Regions from separate parts of the Homo sapiens genome. Here region 2 is linked to region 1. Evidence: chromatin contacts called from ENCODE Hi-C or POLR2A ChIA-PET data. All regions are on one chromosome and are shown on one strand. Each heading gives the region's core, a stretch centred on a gene start or an enhancer-like site at or near the end of the contact. The rest is flanking DNA. Distances are from core to core; before and after follow the strand shown.

Evidence for each region. Hi-C counts contacts between places; a loop is a spot of excess contacts on that map. ChIA-PET counts read pairs that join two places held with the same protein, here RNA polymerase II (POLR2A). Pooled maps may share reads with other maps.
Region 2: a pooled map shows a loop between it and region 1 (5-fold over the local background). The contact joins the promoter of HSPA2-AS1 here to the promoter of AKAP5 in region 1. A Hi-C loop is called at or near these places in 8 of 50 pooled maps. POLR2A ChIA-PET finds 5 or more read pairs at or near these places in 8 of 52 experiments (A673, CD8-positive, alpha-beta memory T cell, HEK293 and 3 more).

What each region holds. Positions count from the first base shown.
Region 1 is chr14:64,461,290-64,467,918 of GRCh38, reverse strand. AKAP5 (A-kinase anchoring protein 5) reads right to left here and starts at 2,420. Exons shown (of 2, transcript NM_004857.3): 1 at 2,306-2,420. It also overlaps a transcript of ZBTB25 not described here. RefSeq lists silencers at 2,146-2,215, 2,226-2,625.
Region 2 is chr14:64,537,593-64,544,221 of GRCh38, reverse strand. It overlaps HSPA2-AS1 (HSPA2 and ZBTB1 antisense RNA 1), which reads left to right and starts at 3,854. Exons shown (of 4, transcript NR_110550.1): 1 at 3,854-3,905. It overlaps HSPA2 (heat shock protein family A (Hsp70) member 2), which reads right to left and starts at 3,481. Exons shown (of 1, transcript NM_021979.4): 1 at 985-3,481. The coding sequence starts at 3,372. The coding sequence ends at 1,453. RefSeq lists an enhancer at 3,337-3,446 and a silencer at 3,617-3,706.

The DNA.
Region 1 (6,629 bases), core at 1,171-3,670:
TTTTGGATTACCCTGCAAGTCTGATATTATCAGTTCTTTAGTTGTGTTGTCTGTGTGAATTGCTTATGACTCTAAAGTGCAAGTTAAGCAAACAACAAGAACCAAAAATGAAGTGCAGGATGAAAAGCAAGCTGATGTAATCTTTATCACACTCAATAGATAATTTTAAAGCTGCAAAGGACTTTAGAGATTATTTGAGATTACTCAAATCCAGCCAGATGACAAAACTGAACTCCAGAGGGGAGCAGTTGTCTTGTCAAAAGCCATGCAACTAGATAAGGTCATAGCCAGAGTTAGAACTAGAGACTTTGACTCTCTAGTTTTACCATTATAACATAAGGTTTCTGTTCTAAAAATGTATGTTCCATCAAGGAAGTGCTATTTTTCATACATATTCTTAGGAAAATTTAGCATTACTGTCATTTCCCACTCTTAAATTAGTTGTACAATTTTGACATTTTCATTTAAGTACTGTATCTGCTGTATCACATGTTTCCACCATAATCTGCACATAGTTGGAAGTCAGTAAGAGTAGTAATAGCTGACATTTATTGAGCAATTCTTGGGTATTAGGCAGTGCATGCACTTTTACATACATCTCTAATCCTCACCACAATATTACAAAGATGGTGGTATCACCACGTACAGATGAAGCAATTTGGCTGAGATTACGGCAGAGCTGTAACAGAGCTCAGATTAACACAAGATTGCTTGTTGCTTAAAGCTTATGTTCTGAAACTGGGCTTTAAGAGTTTCGTCAGAAAATGAATTGTTTGGGGATACTAATCTGCAGTGTTTCATTAGTAAAAAAATTAAAAAATTGATTAATGGTCATTTAACCATAAGGCACTTATCAACTCATAATTGAACCACGAGTAGACTGAGTTCTTGTCATTTGAAAACCAAGCTTTTGAAATTCTTTATATTTTATTTTTTTGGTTCAGGAACTAATTTAAAAGCCAAAAATAAGTTGGCAAACTATGCAATTGGCAAACTTAGATAATATAAAGGTGTATTGAAAATTTAATCCTTAGAATGGTATGATGGCACCAAAGAATGGAAATGGGAGGTGATTATCCAACAAAGATCCTATGAATTTTAGTGGGTGGATGCCCTAAAATAAGCAAAGGGACTCATTCTTTATATTGTTTTTATGTAAATCCTTCACTGAAGTTTCATTTGGGTAACCCATAATTTTATGAACTGTAGAAGGAACTGGAACCCTGAAAATCAGTTTATGATCTAAGTAAATATTATCTTAGGTTGGGTGTTTCATACTGTGTGCCTCTAACAGAAAGATAAAGTCATTCTAGAACAATGACGGAACTAAAATATGAACATTTGACAGTGTTTCTCCTCACAATGTTTCAGTGAGCACTAGAACCTAAGCTGATAACTGTTTAAATCTTCTCACCTCTTGTGAGTTTTCAGCACCTGAGCATTTTTGTTAAGCAGAGGCTGTATTACCACATAATAGAAATATTGAAATGAGATGTTTAGGAGTCTGTCATTGGAAACTAACCTGGATTGCGCAAAGACAATCGTTTGAGAAGCTCACTTGAATGTATCTCACATACTAGAAATAAAACGAATACCCAAACAGAAACTTAACTAACGAGGGAAAATAATGCAGTCTGTAGACAATAAAACTTTGCAGAATGTCAGACTGCAAATGATTCGCTCTTAACCAGCAAGGGTAGCTTTATCGCCTCAGGAAATCTTAAAGTCCCTGTGCTCATTTCCTGATGGAATTGCAAGTCTCATGTCACAGAAAACACCCCCTTTCCTTTTTCCCTTGAGCAGCCAGTACCCGAGGAAAGCAATGCATCTTTCCCAGCACCAGATACGGACCACGAAGCTTCCTCCTGGAGGAAGGAATCTCGAATTCTGGCTTGACGCCCCTTATGGCAGGAGACAGAGCGCAGGATAAAGTACTCAAAAAGGAAAATGCCGGGGGCGTGGAACAGATAACCCAGCTTCAGGCTGTCTGCAGAATTATAATGTAATGGCCAGAAACCCAAAATCACATTTCTCAAAGAGGGATAAAGAAGGAAAAAAGCCACCGGCAACCCATGCTTCTAAGACAAGCTGTAACGCGAAGGGGATAGGTGGGCAGACCTGATGAGGGTCGCCCTGGCCGCGGATTCCAGCGGACAAGCGACCTCCCGCGTTCTTACTCCCAGCACCTCAGAGGGCTCGGATACCCCGTATCCAGTGGGCACCTCTTGCCCACTCCGCGGTCCGCGGACCGGACATTGCCCCCGACCCTCCTCCCCCGCAGGCTCCCCGCCCTGCCTTTACTTACGTAGGGCGTCGGGGTCCTTGGCCAACACTGCTCCCGAGGTGGCGGCGCGCTCGCGGGGCCCGCCGCCCAGGCCTCCAGGGAGCCGCGGTCGCACCCGGAGCAAGGCGCCCTCTGCAGAGCCCGCCGCCGGGTGCGCCCCCTCCCCACCGCGCGGGGACAGACAGCAGGCAGCGCCAATGCGAGCGGAGCGGAGCGGGCGGGCAGGGGCGGGGCGACCGCCGGAGGCGCGGGGCGGCGCGGGCGCCGGGACCCACCTGCAGCAGCAGCCTGCCTGCCTGCCGCGGGGAAGCCCATCGTGCTCCGCCCGGGCGCCAATCTCCACTGCCAGACCACATCAGCGCCGAGGCGGGGACCGCAAGAGAGCCAGCCGGAAGGTTCGGGGGGCGGGGGAAGGCGGGGGGGACCAGGGCAATGAACCCCGCGTTTTCTGAGACGCTAAATAGTGAGGTCCGGTTTCAAATTATAGACAGTCGCATTACACATCTCCTCTCCTCCCCCTCAGAATATTTAAAGACAAGGCAGACATCGCATTTTAAAAGCAGGATTCAAAACTGTGCATAGAATAGCGAGGTCATGTTTGTTTGAAGCGAAAATTACATATATAAATGGAAACAGAAAGAAACCCGACTTTCTCAGGAGTGGCTTGAGTGTCAGATCATCGTGGTTCATCGCCAAACAGGCTTTCAAACCTTTGTCTCCCAGTGGGAAGCAGGTGGAGGTGATTGGTGCAGAACTTTGGCCTGCAGGAGCAGCTGCATCTCTATGCGGACAAGGTGAGAAAGGCACAGGAACCCAGCTCCATCCATCTTATACCTTACATAGTTCCAAAAATAAGTTGAGGTAGCTTACAAGTTACCCATGATTCCCTTCAGGACATTCCCTATGAGGGCATTCCTGGGAGCTCCAGCTGTAAAATCTAGTAGGATCCATCACAATCCCAGCCTCCTCCTCTGGCCCCCATAGCATAGCATCCAGATGAAGAACCTGGTAAGGTGAAGTGAAGAACTACTGAAAAGCAGCCGCGTTCATCTCCTTTCTTCAACAGGATCACGACCTTAGGGAGTGTAAATGTCAGGTGTCCATTTTTGTATTTTTTCCGGAAATGTTTTATATTTGTAAGATTCTGTAGTTTCCACAGAGGCTTATCAAGGAAAGAACTCTTGAGACACAAAAGCAAAGCCAAATATAAGCTGTCAAGATCTTAAAATTACAGATAAAAGAGGCAAGAGTTGTAAAACAGGAAAATCCATAAGCATCTAGTTTAGTTGTAATTAAGAATTCAGGGATGGGCGCAGTAGCTCACACCTGTAATCCCAGCACTTTGGGAGGCCAAGGCAGGAGGATGGCTTGAGTCCAAGAGTTTGAGACCAGCCTGGGCAACATAGGGAGACAAAAAAATCTAAAAAATTAGCTGGGCATGGTGGTGCACGTATGGTCCCAGTTACTCAGGAGCTCAGGAGGCTGAGAAGGGAGGATCACTTGGGCCCAGAAGGTCAAGGCTGCTGTGAGCCACTACTGCACCACTGCACGCCAGCCTGGGCAACAAAGTGAGACCCTGCCTCAAAAAAAAAAAAAAATTCAGTCAGCCTTGTTCACTCAGCAAACACGTCTATCGAAATGGTCTGCGTATCTCTCTATGGGTTGCTAGCGCTGCTTGTTGCCAGTTTTGAACTTTAAGCCAAAAGAAATCCATTATGCTTATAAGCAATTGAGAACTATTCCTTATTGAGATCCAAGGTTTCTCAAAACTAGCAGACCTGGGAGTTTGCAAGAGTTTCAGGCAAAAAATAAGATGAGCTTATTTAGGTGAAGACAGGGTAAAATAGCTGTCTTATTTTTATTTTTATTTGAGACAGGGTCTTGCTCAGGCTGGAGTGCAGTGGTACAATCCCTGGCTCAAGCAATCCTCCCACCTCAGCCTCCCATGCAGCTGGGACCACAGGTATGCGACCACATGCCCAGGTTCTTCTTCTTTTTTTTTTTTTTGTAGAGATGGCGTCTCCCTATGTTGCCCAGGCTGGTCTTGAACTCCTGAGCTCAAGTGATCCTCCTGCCTTGACCTCCTACAGTGCTAGGATTACAGGTGTGAGCCCCCATGCCTGGCCTTCACTTGCCTTTCTTTTAAACAAAATTAGTAAAAGGGAACTGAAAGGCAGTTTGAGGTGAGAGATGAATTTATTTAGTATTTGAAGGGCAAATTCGGACAGACTTCCTTAAGGTATATTACAAACAAGTCATCCCTGACCTCCACCAACACACATACACACAGAGTCACTCACACAGAGTATAGTACTATAAATAACATAGCGCACCATAGTTTTTCTTTAGGATATGACTAGAACTCAATGCCATATGTGTGTGTGTGTGTGTGTGTGTGTGTGTGTGTTTAATGTATCCAGTACCTCATGCATGAAAGAAACCTGTCATTCCTGAATTCAGGTAAGTGACAACGAAGGCTGTTTAAGCTATTACCCATATCATTGTCTACTACCCCATTAGTAGCTTTTCATTATATAACAGGAAATAGGCTATAAATGTATTTCTGCAATCTGATGAGAAATTATCCTACCTATAGCTTATCATGTTAATATCACTAGATACAGTGTGCCAGTAAAATAGCTTACATATTTATCTGAGCAATACTCTACTGATCTTACCATTTATCCCATCTTGATCTCTACCCATTGCCTGGGCCTATAGCTACCAAAAATGACTTATAACTCCTTGTTAATAGCTCTTACATTTCAGAGGCCTTCTGGGAATAAGCCCTCCAACCCCGTTCCCTGGGACACCATTGAATGAACCTGAGGCTCCAAGTCTCTGGTGGTTTCATCTGTTCCTGGGCACCATGAGGGTTGCACAGAGCCAACACAAACTCAATAGTAATACTGTTGCAATCTGTTTAATGTGGCAGCACATAAATGCTATCTCTTTTGAATTAAGACTGTGTGTACATCTTCAGTGCACAGAAACAGCCTCTGAAGTGAGATCAGAGAATGTACAATTTGTTTATCAGTAATATTACTAATAAGGGGAAGGAAGGCATTAGCAGCCCAGAGAAGAGAAAGGGCACGGGAAAGCCACTAATCTGGAGGGACTCTTAGCACCAAGGTAAAGGCACTAGACCTTCTCTGCCAGCACATGCTAATAGTTACCCCAAGCACTAATGCTTCTATAGGTCTTTTTTATTTTGACACAGGGTCTTGCTCTGTTGCTCAGGCTGGAATGCGGTGGCTCAGTCATAGCTCACTGCGGCCTCGAACTCCTAGGCTCAAGCAAACCTCTCACATCAGACTCCCAAGGAGCTAGGACTACAAGCGTGCACCACACACTCAGCTGAGTTTTGGGGTTTTGTTTTTTGTAGAGATGGGGTCTGTCTTGTCCAGGTTAGTCTTGAACTCCTGGGCTCAAGTGATCCTCCTGCCTCAGCAGCCTGGACAAGACAGTGAGACCCCATCTCTACAAAAAACAGAACTTCAAAACTCAGCTGAGTGTGGTGGGATTACAGGTGTGAGCTACCATGCCCAGCCCCTACCAGTATTGAGGATTTAAACCCATGTGGCTGTTGGCGATATTAGGAAACCTAAATCCTTTAAGATGATCCTTAAGTCACCATATCTGACAAGACTGCATCCTTCCCTTGTCTACAAAATGAATTCCCAGCAAATCCCATTCCAGGTGAAGTTTCACAGGACATTAAGAAATGTACCAGAAAGCGGTCGGGCACAGTGGCTCACGCCTGTAATCCCAGCACTTTGGGAGGCCGAGGTGGGAGGATCACTTGAGGCCAGGAGTTTGAGACCAGCCTGGCCAACATGGCAAAACCCCATCTATACTGAAAATACAAAAAATTAGCCAGGCATGGTGGTGCGAACCTGTAATCCCAGCTACTCGGGAGGCTGAGGTGGGAGAATCGCTTGAACCCGGGAGGCAGAGGTTGCAGTGAGCTGAGATCACGTCACTACACTGCAGCCTGGGCAAAAGAGCACGACTCTTGTCCCAACCCCCCTACCCCCCCTGCCAAAAAAAAAAAAAAAAAAGGAAAAAAAAAGTACCAGAAGCAATTAACTCTGCAAACAGGGCCTGGAGGATGCTGTGCAACAGGAACTGACAAGTGCTTACAATGTGCCAGGCCCTGTACAAAGCATCTTAGATGATGTGTTTGAGTAATTCCAGAACCGCCCTCACGAGGTAGGTACCAACAGTGCTCCTATTTCCATGGTGAGGATGTGGAGGCAGGGAGGTGGGTGAGGCTCTCTGCCATAGAGCTGGGGCTCTGCACTGTGACCCCTTTGCCATATGCCTCTCAAGGCAGCGCTATCAT
Region 2 (6,629 bases), core at 2,605-5,104, 75 kb before region 1:
ATTGTCTTATGAGCAGCATGAAGCAAACCTGCATCATGTGGAAAGATATCAAAACGTCTATGTGCAGTAAAAACATTAGGTTAACTATGCATTTTCCTATTGGTTTTACTGAATTTCTCTCAAGTTCTCCTTAAAGAGAGTAAGAAAAGAGTAGTCATGTCATTTCACTAAAAAATAAAAATGAATTCCTTTCTCTGAAGGATGTGAATTTTAAAGATTAAGTCCAGGATAGTGGATCACCAAAGGGTTGCAATATTCTTATCTATAACAATCTCAAATTGGATATGGAGGAAAATGGACAAGTTGTATATTAACAAAATACAAGACTATCTAGTACAGTTTGCCTTTTAAAAAAGAAATCTATCGTAGTGATTTAAGGCAAGTATTGCAAAAACGTTATGATCCCCAAACCAGAAAAAAATAATAATAATTATGTTTCCCTACCCAAGTAATTCTAACTGCGGGAAACATGTTATTAGAATTTGCCATAAGCTCAGAAGTTGAGCTGTTTTACTAGAAAATTAAACAAGTTTGACTAAATTTATACTCACTATTAAGTCACTTGAAAGCTTGCCTGCTGTCTCTTGTTTCAGGCTCCTGTATGTCACAAAATTAATTTGTTTCCATATTTCCTTTGGCAATTATAAGACAACTTCTGCCCAGCTTTTGTTAAAGGCTCATTTTACATTTAACCCCAGAATATAGCTCATATTTTCCTGGAATATTCAGGTGAATTTTCATTTGGACACTTAAGTTGTAGGAGTGTGAGTACACTAGGAAGACCCCAAGTCAGGTTTCTGTATTTAAGGGTGGGTGAAGTTTACCCAGATTCTTCTCCCCTTAAGTTGTTGGAATTCAAGGCAGCACCCTCATCTGGGAATTAAACAAGATTGGTTAGATAAATTTCACATCATACTAACATCTTAAAAGACGAATATGGGTAAAATATAAAGGAAGGAAAATTGAAAACTCCAAGACAGTAACTTTGAGATCAATTTCAGCTTTACTTTACATTTGCATTTATGCATTTGTTTGCAAAAAGTATACCTGTCCTTAACATTACTGCAATGTTCAGTTTAGTTTTAAAGTAGTACATAAAAATAAACAATTTAAGCTCCTATATATTTTACTGTTTCCAAGCTTCTACAGAACAGGTGTGCAAACTTAAGGTTTCTCATCTCAAACAAATCTCCATGCACGAACTAATCAAAAATGCTCAAGTCAGCAAACACGCAAAATGCATTAAAGAGAAACCTCGAATAATGTTTTTAAAAAACAAACTTTGGAACTTTTATAATTAAACTAAGTTGTTGCACCTCTCCTTTCATTTGCATATACCAAAGACTTCCAACAATAGATCTCGTACTTGGCACAAGGACATTTCAAAGAAACAAACAAAAAAAAAGAGAGAGAGAGAAAGGCAAAGAGGTTTACGCTGACTTGAGTGCAAGCTTAGTCCACTTCTTCGATGGTGGGTCCCCCGGAGGCTCCTGAACCGCCGCCGCCGCTGCCGCCGCCAGGACCACCTTGGTAAAGTTTGCTGATGATGGGGTTGCAAACTCTTTCGAGCTCTTTCTGCTTGTGTTCATACTCATCTTTCTCTGCCATCTGGTTTCGGTCGAGCCAGTTGATCACCTCCTGACACTTGTCGAGGATCTTGTTTTTGTCCTGCTCGCTAATCTTGCCCCTCAGTTTCTCGTCTTCCACCGTCTGCTTGATGTTGTAGGTATAGGACTCCAGGGCGTTTTTGGCCGCGACTCGGTCGCGATTCGCCTCATCTTCCGATTTGTACCGCTCCGCCTCCTGCACCATCCGGTCAATGTCGTCCTTGCTCAGACGACCTTTGTCATTGGTGATGGTGATTTTGTTTTCCTTACCGGTGCTCTTGTCGGCGGCGGTAACGTTAAGGATGCCATTGGCGTCAATGTCGAAGGTAACCTCGATTTGGGGGACCCCGCGAGGCGCAGGGGGAATCCCGGTCAGGTCGAACTTGCCCAGCAGGTTATTGTCCTTGGTCATGGCCCGTTCGCCCTCGTATACCTGCACCAGTACGCTGCTCTGGTTGTCCGAGTAGGTGGTGAAGGTCTGCGTCTGCTTGGTGGGGATCGTGGTGTTCCTCTTGATGAGTGGGGTCATGACACCGCCAGCTGTCTCGATGCCCAGCGACAACGGGGTCACGTCGAGTAGCAGCAGGTCCTGCACATTCTCTGATTTGTCGCCGATGAGGATGGCCGCCTGCACCGCGGCGCCATAGGCCACCGCCTCGTCGGGGTTGATGCTCTTGTTCAGCTCCTTGCCGTTGAAGAAATCCTGCAGCAGCTTCTGGATCTTGGGGATACGAGTGGAGCCGCCCACCAGCACGATCTCCTGGATCTGGCCCTTGTCCAGCTTGGCGTCGCGCAGCGCCTTCTCCACCGGCTCCAGGGTCCCGCGAAAGAGGTCGGCATTGAGCTCCTCGAAGCGGGCGCGCGTGATGGACGTATAGAAGTCCACGCCCTCGTAGAGCGAGTCGATCTCGATGCTCGCCTGCGTGGACGAGCTCAGGGTGCGCTTGGCGCGCTCGCAAGCGGTGCGCAGCCGCCTCACGGCGCGCTTGTTGGGCCCAATGTCCTTCTTGTGCTTGCGCTTGAACTCCTCCGCCAGGTGGCTCACCATGCGGTTGTCGAAGTCCTCACCGCCCAGGTGGGTGTCGCCGGCCGTGGACTTCACCTCGAAGATGCCATCCTCGATGGTCAGGATGGACACGTCGAAAGTGCCACCGCCCAGGTCAAAGATGAGCACGTTCTTCTCGCCGCCCGCGCAGCCCTTCTTGTCCAGGCCGTAGGCGATGGCCGCCGCCGTGGGCTCGTTGATGATGCGCAGCACATTGAGCCCCGTGATGGTGCCTGCGTCCTTGGTGGCCTGGCGCTGCGAGTCGTTGAAATAGGCCGGGACCGTTATGACCGCGCTGTGCACCTTGCCCCCCAGGTAGGCTTCCGCGATCTCCTTCATCTTCGTGAGGACCATGGAGGATATCTCCTCTGGGAAGAAGGTCTTGGTCTCCCCCTTGTACTCTACTTGCACTTTGGGCTTGCCTCCCTCGCTCACCACCCGGAACGGCCAGTGTTTCATATCCGACTGCACTGTGGCATCCTCGAATTTCCGTCCAATCAGCCTCTTGGCGTCGAAGATGGTGTTGGTGGGGTTCATGGCCACCTGGTTCTTGGCGGCGTCGCCGATGAGGCGCTCGGTGTCCGTGAAGGCCACGTAGCTGGGGGTGGTGCGATTGCCCTGGTCGTTGGCGATGATCTCCACCTTGCCATGTTGGAAGACCCCGACGCACGAATAGGTGGTGCCCAGGTCGATGCCGATAGCCGGGCCACGGGCAGACATCCTGACTGAAAGGCGAGCGACGTTAGGACGGGAAAACCAGGGAGATGAACTCCGCGGAGTCAACTAACGGCCACCTCGAACCAAGCACCACGGGCACTACCAGCAACTCAGCTCCCCGCGCCCAGTTCCCGGTTCTTATAGCCGCCTCTGGGAACTCCCAGACCCAATCCGCTCCCGGGACCGCCCTCACAAACTCTTCCAGCTCCACCACAGGCTTGCCTAGGTCGGAGTGACTGGCCCGTGACCCAACAGATTTCAAGTTGGACGAGGGGCGGGACTCCGGCCCCCGCCAGGAGACAGAGGGGCGGCCGTTATGTAAATGAGGTTCCTCCCTGACTCTCGGCCGCCAGGCCGTGGTGCCTCGCGCGCCTCCTGCTGCTGGCTGGCGTTAGGCGCGCGCTCCCAGAGCCAGGTGTACGCGCTTTTTCGCGGTCTTTGCCCTAGCCGACGTGCATCGGATTGGCAGGGCACGCGGCCAATGAGCAGTGCGGACTGAGGCGCGGCACGGGGAGGAGGCGTGGAAGGGGATCCCGGTGAGGAGAGCCACTGGGAGAGTTCGCTCAATTCCTGAGGTTTTAAATGCAGTTCACTGCTAGGGTGCCGACTCACTGAGCACGCAGGGGCGGAGGAATTCATTCTGAGTTGGTTGCACCGAAGAAATAAAGCTCGAGCAGCTTGTTTTCCCCGGCGCCGTCCAAGGGGAGGGAATAGGGAATTGGGGTGGCTGGGGTGGGGGGTGAGGGCGGATCCCTTGGACGGGGATTAAAGAAAAGAAAAAGTCTGAACCGGCGGTCGGCCTCCTGGGATTTTATGGTGGGTGCTTCACTGCGTCTCAGTGGTTGTGAGCGCTCGATTAAAACTGCCTGGCTGGGGCCGGGCGCAGTGGCTAACGCCTGTAATCCCAGCACTTGGGAGGCCGAGGCGGCCGGATCACGACGTTAAGACATCGAGACCATCCTGGCCAACATGGTGAAAGCCCGTCTCTACTAAAGATACAAAAATTAGCTGGGCGTGGTGGCGCGTGCCTGTAGTCTCAGCTACTCGGGAGGCTGAGGCAGGAGAATCGCTTGAACCCGGGAGGTGGAGGTTGCAGTGAGCCGAGATCACGCCACTACACTCCAGCCTGGGCGACTGAGCGAGACTCCGTCTCAAAAAAAACAAAAAAAAACCCCACTGCCTGGCGGGCGGAGAGAACCTGAGCCCAGGGCGAGGCCGACCGTTTTCCCGCGCCGCGTGAGGGCGGCTGGCGGGACGGCAGACAGGGGTGTGGCGGCGACTTGTCCTCCGAGGAGCCTGCATTTAAACCCTTCCTGCCTCACTCTTCCTTTTTCCTGTTTGTCCTGCCGCTTTAAACTCTGGTTTCGCCTTCCTGTTCATTCCATTGCTTATTTTAGGTCGCAAGTGCTTTATCCACTGCTTTGAGTTTTTGACTGGAAAACCCATAATATAATCAGTCAAAACCCACACGTTGAAACACCATAAAGTCACCCAGTCTCGGTCACCCTGGCACACACGGGGTTGTGATCGTGACCTAGTCATGTTTCTGACTCCGCTCAATGGAATGGAATGATTTTCTTTGGCTGTGCTGAGGTTAATATTGGAGGCATAAACCCTCCGAGAAGGTAGATGAAAAGGAGCGCGATTCACTTCCTCCTGTTTAACAGGAATGTGAGGACAGGTCTGGAAAATACCCTGGCACCAGGTAATAATCTTTAGAAGCAGGCTCCCATATAAATGGGCTCCTGGACGGGTGTGGAGGCTCATGCCTGTAGTTTCAGCACTTTGAAAGGCCGCGGTAGGTGGATCACTTGCTGTCAGAAGTTCGAGGCCAGCCTGGCCAACATGGTGAAACCCCGTCTCTACTAAAAATACAAAAATTAGCCGGGCGTGGTGGCGCGCGCCTGTAGTCCCAGCTACTCGAGAGGCAGAGGTTGCAGTCAGTCGAGATTGCGACACTGCACTCCAGCCTGGGCGACAGAACGAGACTCCGTCTCAAAAAAATAAAATAAATGGTCTCCAGGAGGAAGCAAAGACAGCGATCACTTTACATAATATGTGTGGGGAGGCTGGGGAAGTCCTTCCATCAAGCTTGAACAGGTACCTACTACGTGGCAGTAAAAAGCCAAATGAAATGGCCTGGTCTTCAGAGGTGGAGAGTCTAATAAACAGGTAAACATAATTTGGGAGAAGCGCTGAAAGCAAAGCGCCATGGGAACACAGAGGGGCACACCCAGGCTGATGGAAAAGTGCGTTGCTGAGAGCTACCTGGAAGAGGTGGCATGCCTAATCCGGGAGCTGAAGTTCGCCAGCAAAGAGTAGGAAAGCCATTCTTTACATAGGTTGTGTATGGGCGAAGATGAGAGCAATGTTTGCTGGACTAGGATTTCTGTACAGAAGATTAGTGTCACTAGAAGGGAGGGATACAGGCAAGCAATAGGCTCTTCAGGTGGATAGGATACATCTCAGAGCTTTTTGAGCCATGGTCTTTTTCCTGAGGCTTTGGGCTGGGAGCACCGTCCTTTAAAGCAGGCTAGTGATGTGCAGCCATGTAAAAGCTGTATGAAATGGCGCTGGAGAAAAGCTTTTGTCAACCCAGAAGTTATCTGTGACCAAAAAGTAATGTTGAGAGAATTCTATAAAGTCAATGAACATTTAAGATTATTTTATCTAGTGGTGTATATCATTTCCAGTTTTTAAGAACATAATTGGTTATTAATCGGTTAATGTCATCAGTTAGTACTAATTTTAACCATAATTCCTATCCTCTTTTCCATGAATTTGAAAAAATTTTGAAAAAGGGGACGTTTTAAAGAAAATATTAGAAAGGCTGGACGCGGTGGCTCATGCCTGTAATCCCAGCACTTTGGGAGGCCGAGGCGCGTGGATCACGAGGTCAGAAGTTCAAGACCAGCCTGGCCAAGATGGTGAAACCCTGTCTCTACTAAAAATACAAAAATTAGCCGGGCCTGGTGGTGGGCGCCTGTAATCCCAGCTACTTGGGAGGCTGAGGCAGAGGATTGCTTGAATCCGGGAGGCAGAGGTTGCAGTGAGCTGAGATCACGCCACTGCACTCCAGCCTGGGCGACAGAGCAAGACTCTGTCTAAAAAAAAAAAGAAAAAGAAAAGAAAATATTAGGAAAACAAGGATAAAACCCAGACTTTTCTAATTGAAACTGTCATAAATTGTGAGTACAGATCTCTTGATTTTATTCTTGGAAATTCTTGTCTTTTGTGTAGTTTGGGGGTGGGGGGTATTT